Linked DNA regions of Homo sapiens: region 2 is linked to region 1. The links are chromatin loops, found by intact Hi-C in ENCODE. Cell type or tissue: A673. All regions are shown on one strand. Region 1 overlaps SPAG9 (sperm associated antigen 9). Region 2 overlaps SPAG9 (sperm associated antigen 9).

The links. A loop is a pair of places that touch in the nucleus more often than their neighbours do. Peaks named below come from ENCODE experiments on the same cell type or tissue, not always from the same donor. Only the 100,000 strongest peaks of a DNase experiment are listed, where the experiment ranks them.
Region 2: it touches region 1 in a loop (2.3-fold over the local background); 3 of 110 quality-filtered maps call a loop at or near these places.

What each region holds. Positions count from the first base shown.
Region 1 is chr17:51,033,513-51,037,512 of GRCh38, forward strand. The region is part of intron 5 of SPAG9 (sperm associated antigen 9); the gene reads right to left. Among named protein-coding and RNA genes, the nearest start is that of SPAG9, 85 kb to the right of the region's middle. In A673, no CTCF peak of the experiment used is centred here; a DNase peak (open chromatin) is centred at 2,109; H3K27ac peaks cover 1,851 bases.
Region 2 is chr17:50,975,595-50,979,594 of GRCh38, forward strand. SPAG9 (sperm associated antigen 9) reads right to left here. Exons shown (of 30, transcript NM_001130528.3): 27 at 1,514-1,627. Among named protein-coding and RNA genes, the nearest start is that of TOB1-AS1, 110 kb to the left of the region's middle. In A673, no CTCF peak of the experiment used is centred here; a DNase peak (open chromatin) is centred at 1,567; H3K27ac peaks cover 1,279 bases.

The DNA of each region.
Region 1 (4,000 bases):
AACTGAATTAATATAATTTTTTAGACACAGGATCTTGCGATATTGCCCAGGCTGAAGTGCCGTGGCTATTCACAGGTACCATTACAGTGAACTGCAACCTGGAATTCGTGGCTTCAAGCAGTCTTCTCACCTCAGCCTCCTGAGTAGTAAAATAACTTTTTAAAAGAAATTATAAAGGCCTCTTTTAGAAAATATTTGGACCTCTGAGCACCTTAACAACATTTCTAGTACATGGCATTGTGCCTAACACAGTGAGCATCAATAAATTTTTTTGAGTGAAAAAGGTAATTTTTTCAGTAGAAAATGTTAAACAACTTCTCCTATTCTAAAAGTCTGTTTAAACAGTAAATGTAAGTATTAATAAATACCTATGTGCCAATTACCTCAGATGAAGTCACATTTAAAATACAAGCTTTAAACACCGCCATTTTGAAAGTGCTGCTTATTTACATCTTTATCAGTTTCTATTCTCAACATACATAATAGGCATCTTGGTCAACATACAACACAATAGAATCTTTACCCTTTTTTTCCTTCCAAACCCTAACAGTCACCTATAGGTGGTTCCTAAAGTTATCACATGAAGATATATGTGAGGAAAAAAGCTTATAAGCAAAAATTGAGTTTATAGAACAAATTCCTTATCCACTGTCATAAACAAAACAATATGAAATATTACAACACATAATCCATTTTTTTCTTAAAACTCTACTTTTATTTTACCCTAGTAGGCACACTAATACAAAATTCTATAAAGGAGGTATAAACTAATGGAAAAACCCAAACCAGAAGTAAATGAATGAATAATGCCTAGATCTTGGTTCCTAAATACACTTCTCCCAAAAAATGTGCCAGAGCTCCTTTGAGAAGTAGTCCAATTTTTAAGAGTGGGGCAGGGAAAATACAACAGCTTAGAGCATCTTATGGTGCCAATAAGGAAGAAAGCATTCAAAAAAGGATGGGGTATGTCAAAAGAGCACAGGAGCCAACCTGAAAGAGCTCTCAATGTCCAAAGCTAGAAAAATTTGAGAAACCAAAGAAATGATAGGTTCGCATAGCCCACAGAATAATATATGTATATATCCCTTGAATTCAAACTGGACTGGAGGGAAGGAGGGAAGAAGACAACTCTCCCTGATAGAAGAATTCCAATTAATAAATGTAGAATGAAGAAAATAGAAAATAACTATTAGCAATATTTTACTAATAATTGTTGTAGGCAAAATCCACTGTGGATGCTAAAATCAGTGAATGAAAGTTTGAGCAGAAACAGGGTATCTGCACAGTCTCAAAGTATATCCACACCAAGATACTAGATTCTGTTATATTCTCGCCAAAAATACATAACCTCAATCTAATAATGAGAAATCAGAGAAGCCCAAAGGGAGAGACATTCTACAAAACAACTAACCAGTACTCTTCAAAAGTCTCAAGGTCATGAAAGACAAGACAAGACTGAGGAACTGTTACACACTGGGAACACTGGCGAGACATAATGTACAAAGGCAATGTGGAAGCCAGGTGTGCTGGTTCATGCCTATAATCCCTGCACTTTGGCAGACTGAGACAGGAGGATTACCTGAGGCCAGGAGTTTGAGACCAACCTGGGCAACATAGTGAGGCCCTGTCTGTAATAAAAATTTTTTTTAAAAAAGCAATATGGGATCCTGGGCTGGATTCTGGAAGGGAAAAAGGATATTAGTGGAAAAACTGGTAAAACTCGAATACAGGTTTACCTAACAGTATTGTACCAAAGTTAATTTCATAGCTTTGATGATTGTATTATGGTTAGTTAACATCAGGGGATGCTGCGTGAAGGGTATATGGAACTCTGCACTATTTTTGCAACTTTTCTGTAAGTCTAAAATTACTTCAAAAAAGTTATTTAAAACTGCGAACTTTAACTTTTTAAATTACATATGCATTTTATAATAGGAATTGCAAATAACAATAGATATGATTCAACTACTATAGAGATTAAAGCTTGTAGAAACTAAAGAAATAGGAACAATTTCAGAACTTAACCACAAATGGAGGAGGATGGAAAATTCTCTCAACAAGAATGCTGGCTCTGTTTAGACATTTCCTGTTCTGCATGCTAAGCACATCCCCTGAAGAATGCAGCACACATTGACTGGCTTTACATACCAAACTCTGCTAACAAGAGCTTCTCACAGCAGTTTACTAAAGTATCACAAGTCATGTGATTTTATGAGAACTCTCTAAAATTTTCACAAGTAGGTGTCTATCCAATTGGTTTAGTTAGTTAAAATTGCTTTTCTCAGATCTAAAGGTCACATTCTACTAATAATCAACAACCAAGGATGCTCTTCAAAGAAAAAAATACTTTTTTGGAGTACATATGTATACACATGCATACATGTGTGTGCATGTTCTATGCCAGCCATATAATTTTCATGATGCTTTCTAGGCCTTGGATGGTTATTTACCACAGTATTATTTGTAACAGCAAAAGACTAGGAAAAATGAAGCTGTCTCAGCAACGAAGGAGATCTGAATTGCAGCTGGGATATGTGATCCCTTCCCCTCTGCCCTTCTTCTAAGATTCTGATACATCAATTATCTTTCTTCACTCCCTTGTCTTCAATTTTTCTCTCTATTGAACCCTTCTTGTAAGCATAGCAACAACCCAGTCTCTCCCATTCTATACTTTTCCCTCTGCTCTGCCAATCTCCACCTCAAGTTATCCTTTTTCTCTCCTCCCACCACAATCACCATTTTGAGTAGTCTACACATGTTATTTCCTCTTTTTATGATTTACAGTTACTCCTGTTACTGGCCCTACAACTTAAACTGCTCAAATCTACACCTATAAATTTACAAATTCAGTCCTCATTCTACTTGACTTCCCCACACCAGCTGACCCTGCTGACATCTTCTTCCATTCTAAAACTCCCTTTGTGCCTCGACTTTCAGCGCTCAAGTCTCTTACGGTCTCTCTTCTCTGCCACTACAGCCCTCCACTAATGCCCTTCTTTTCCCATGCATCTTCTTTCTTCTCCACTCCAGCCCCCTCTCCCCCTACCACACACAGATGCTGCCTTCCTCATCTGCTCAGGCTCTGACACTCTATACCTGGGACCTCTCCTTGGGGAGGCTCTCATCATCCTGTTTAGGGTCTTGTACCCCCAAGCCTGGCTGCCATCCTGCAGGGATGTCCTTAATGTTGCTGGGGCCCTGACTCTCTACACCAGGCTACCCCATATGGATTACCCTTGTAACTTTGCTTAGGTTATGATAACAACCCCACCCCTGCTCCTAAGCACCATGGAAAGCCTTACCTTCCTCTGCCCTGCCTGGTGGCTTTAGAACTAAATTGTGCAGAAAGGAAAGAGAAAGGGAAGATGAAGCAATACTATACCACCTTAATAATTACGCTTTATAGTAAATCTTAATACCTGGTAGAGCAAGTTCTTATACTTACTGTTCTTCAGGACTGTCTTGGTTATACTTGGCCTTTTGTTTTCCAATTCCTTCATTTGTAGCTTCTTTGTGAATATAATTCAGTAAGATTAACTGTCTCACCTTAACATTTTGTCCATTCTCAGTCTTAGCCCATGACTATTACTATTATTATTCATTATTTTTCTTGAGACAAGGACTTTGTCACCCAGGCTGCAGTGCAGTGGCATGATCATGGCTCACTATAGCCTCAGCCTCCCAGGCTCAAGTTGATCCTCCTGCCTGTGCCTCCTGAGTAGCAGTGACTAGAGGCGCACACCACCATGCCCAGCTGATTTTTAAATATTTTGTAGAGACAGAGTCGCTTGACACTAGAGGAATAAATTTTAAAAATACATAAAAAATAGGCCGGGCGCGGTGGCTCAAGCCTGTAGTCCCAGGACTTTGGGAGGCTGAGGCAGGTGGATCACTTGAGGTCAAGAGCCTGGCCAACATGGCAAAACCTCGTCTCTACTAAAAACACAAAAATTAGCCAGGCACGGTGGTGGACGTCTGTAATCCCAGCTACTTGGAAGGC
Region 2 (4,000 bases), 58 kb before region 1:
GAGATGTTTCATGTTTATACTGGAAGGAAAACAAAGTCTGAAAGAAAGTTCAGCTGCAACAAAAGATGATAAATAGACTAAGCTGCTGAGCAGTTTGGTGGCCATGTAACAAACATTAAAAAAAAAAAAAAGACACCTGCTGCGATGCAGTGACTGCAAGTGGATAACATTTAGGAACATTCAAGAGGGTATTCTAGAGGAGTGGTAACAGCCTTACAGTGGCTATTAGAAGCCAGGAAGAAGAGTTTGGTTCAGAATCTGCACTTACCCCTCAGCCCCAGTAAACGTCCCTGGTGGAGGATTACGGCTAAAGTGAGAAAGGAGGAAAGGGGACATGGAGAGGTGCATGACAGGGAGGAGAGAATTACTGTGAGCCACCACTCTCAGCGTCTTCTATCTGGTAAACCTGGTGCTCAAAGCCCCTAACGAAAATAACAAGATCCCACTTGGCATAATACCAAGTAATACATAAAGTTCTTCCCAAGGCTTCTATTAGAATCTCTGCTGAAAAAGGAAAATCTGATTTATGGTGTTTTTTTTTTAAATAATAAAGCAATTTTAGTGAATCTGAATCAAAACACTAAGAACTCAATGTGCAGCATTTCCTAAATGCTAAAATTTCTCCTTTATTTCTCTGTGTGTGTGTGTTTTAAAAAACAAATCCTGTTCCAATAACTATGCTAAAATGAAGCTCTTACAAATAACTGAAATGAACTCTAGGGGATCCTGGAATCTCTTAGGATATAAGGAGAGGTCTAAATATGATTTATAAGTAACTGCAGAAAAGACAGGTGGGATTGAAACCTTGCTTTCTTTTAAAGGCTTCCGAAATACCTTCTAGTCTTTCTCCCTCCTCTGGCCTGAAAAAAGGTATGGTGATTTTGAAGTGTATATGTATTAATGTATTTTATAGACTTACAGTATTTGCTTTTAAACCATTCCCTGCCATGAATTTTGCAACACAAAAACATTTACTTAATGGATGATTAATGTAATGGAACATCATATGAGAAACACACGAGGTATATTTTATTCATAAAAACAATAAATCACATTCTTTTAAAATAGAAGATAGATGGAAAGGCTTGCTGAACTCCTGAGAAACTTCTTCCACAACTTTTTTTAAACCTCAAATAAGACAAATGGAATATACTAAACTATCTGCTAAGGAGATATGAAAAACTAAGATGAATGCTAGGTAGTGTTTTTGGATAATGGTATAATAAGGCTTAAGAAAAATGGACTTTAACTTTTATTTCAAAAGATGAAATAGGACTGTGATTCCTGAACTGTGAAAATGTTTTGACAACGAAAAACTTTTAATTATGAGTATTGGTCTTGATACATGAAAACTTATTTTCCTAGAATTTATAAGTTTCATTGAGTGAAGTAACTATAGCTAGATCTTTGCCATCACTGATTTTCTGAGCTAACACAGATTTGAATTTCAGACATAACTATTTCCTATAATTCTCCTATTTGTTCCATGGCAGTTATCTAAAAATATACTTACTTTCTGTCAATGGGATGGAGATAATGACACCATTTCCTGTCCCCACCCACAAACGATTACAAGACACCATAAGAGCTGTAATTCTCACAAAAGAGAAGCCCAGTTTTCCAGTACCTGTAAAGAAAGGAGGGAACACGTTATTGAGAAACTAAAGCAGACAGTGTTTTACATTCCAAGTTCCTTAGAAGTAGCAGGATTACAAAACAAAAAAAAAAGAAAGAAAGTAGTAGTAGCAGGATTGATACAACACAGAGGAAATGTGACTAGAGCTAGATGGATGTTTCCTGAAGGTTCACATCAAAGTAAGCTCATATTGGGGCTTATTGTCTATCTGACAATTCAGGGTTAATGGAAAAAGAAAAGCCTAAAAGTGGGTAACATAACATTATTAGTTAGAAGAAAAGTACACAGGAAATAGGATACATCAGGAACTGTGACACAGGATTTACTTAGGGAACTGTAAAACCAAACCAACACATAAAACAAAAAACCCCAACAGAAAACAGTGAAACTGGCAGGGCACGGTGGCTCACTCCTGTAGATCCTACAAGGTGGGATGACTGCTTGATCCCAGGAGTTTGAGACCAACCTGGGCAACAGACCTCACCTCTACAAAAAGTACAAAAATTAGCCAGGCATGGTGGCACATGCCTGTAGTCCCAGCTATGTGGGAGGCTGAGGTGGGAGGGTCACTTGAGCGCAGGAGTTTGAGGCTGCTGTGAACTGTGATCCAACCACTGCACTCCAGCCTGTGCAACGGACCAAGACTTTGTCTCTAAAAACAAACAAACCCAGATAAATCAAGTGTCCTTTGATCTTATAAGCTGAAAAAGTTCTGGTTTCCCTTAAGTTTTCTTTGCACAGATAAAAATCTTTGTAAACAAAATCTATACTTTTCCCCTCATTTATATACTTAGGTTCTAAAGCAGTTTAAACATTTTAAGTATTATACACAAATAATTTAGGGAGAACAAACGCATTTTTGTATTTCAAGTTAATTTTTACAACTGATCTTATTTTCAGTGACTTGAAAGACAAATTTATTGAGCAGGTAATACATTTAAGAAAGACAACACTAGTACTCATAAGTTCTACTTACAAGAACTGAGGGCATGATCGCTGAATCACAGTGTTAGAAGGAGGCTTAATTACCATTCAGCCTAACCTAGGAACCTTTAACCTCCAGTCAAAGTAGATCCCTGAAATTAGTTTGTGTTTGCATGTGTATATATTCTAGGGAGAAGGTACATAGCTAGAAATAAGGTTTTCTGAGGGCAGTAACTCTAAATGGTTGAAAACCACTGATCCAGTTCAATCATTTTTCATGAAAGGAATCCTTTATGACATTTCTAATAATCATTATAACACTAGGTCAGGTGCTAAAGATAGAGCAGGGAACAAGACAATGATGGTCCCTGATCTTCACGGGGCTTAGGGTCTGTAGGGGAGAGATTATAAACAAGAATCACATAAGACTGGTACGATCACAATAATGATAAGCCCATGAAGAAAAAGTATGACAGGACCTAAATGGTCTCTCCTGATTATGACAGTTAGGCTATGACCTGAAAGCTAAGTAAGTAAAAAGGGACCAAGAAGAACTTCCCAGGTAGATGATACAGCAGCACATGTGAGGACCCTGAAATGGGAAGGAGCTTGCTGAGCTGTGGGTCGGTATGAGCAAGGAGAGTGTTTGAGAACATGTAAGGTCTCCTGGTCATGTCACCTCACCTAAAGGCAACAGTGGAGGTGTGTGAAGGTAATATCTGCACCTTGGTTACTAGGCAGAGAACAGACTGGGGTGGCAACAGGGAGCCCAGTTAGGAGGCCTGGGGGTAAAAGGATAGTGGTAGAGATAAAGAAGTAACTGATTTAATACAGTTTTAGAGGCAGACTTGACAGTTCCCAGTGACAGATTAGATGTGGGAAATAAGAGAAGAGGAGTCCAAAATGATCCCAACTTTCCATCAAGAACAATAAGGGGCCAGGTGCATTGGCTCATGCCTGTAACACCAGCACTTTGGGAGGCTGAGGTCTGGGCCAATCACTTGAGCCCAGGAGTTTAAGGCCAGCCTGGGCAACACAGTGAAACCTCATTTCTACAGGAAAAAAAAAAAAAAGTAGCCAACATGATAGTGCAGGCCTGTCCAGCTACTGGGAAGGCTGAGGTGGGAGGATCACTTGAGCCCAGGAAGTCAAAGCTGCAGTGAGCCGTGATGGTGCCACTGCACTCCAGCCTAGGTGACAGAGTGAGACCCCGTCTTGAAAAAAAGAAAAAAAAAAAAAAAAAAGAGTAAGGTAGATTGAAACGTCTGACACTTTCAATGATAAAAGTTCACTACTCCTGAGATAACTTAATTCATTGGTTCTACCCAGCATTTTAGACTATTTAAAAATAAAAACAAGGACTGGGTGAGGTGGCTGTGCCTACCTACAGTCCCAGCTACTCCGGAGGCTGAGGTGAGAGGATCGCTTGAGCCCAGGAGT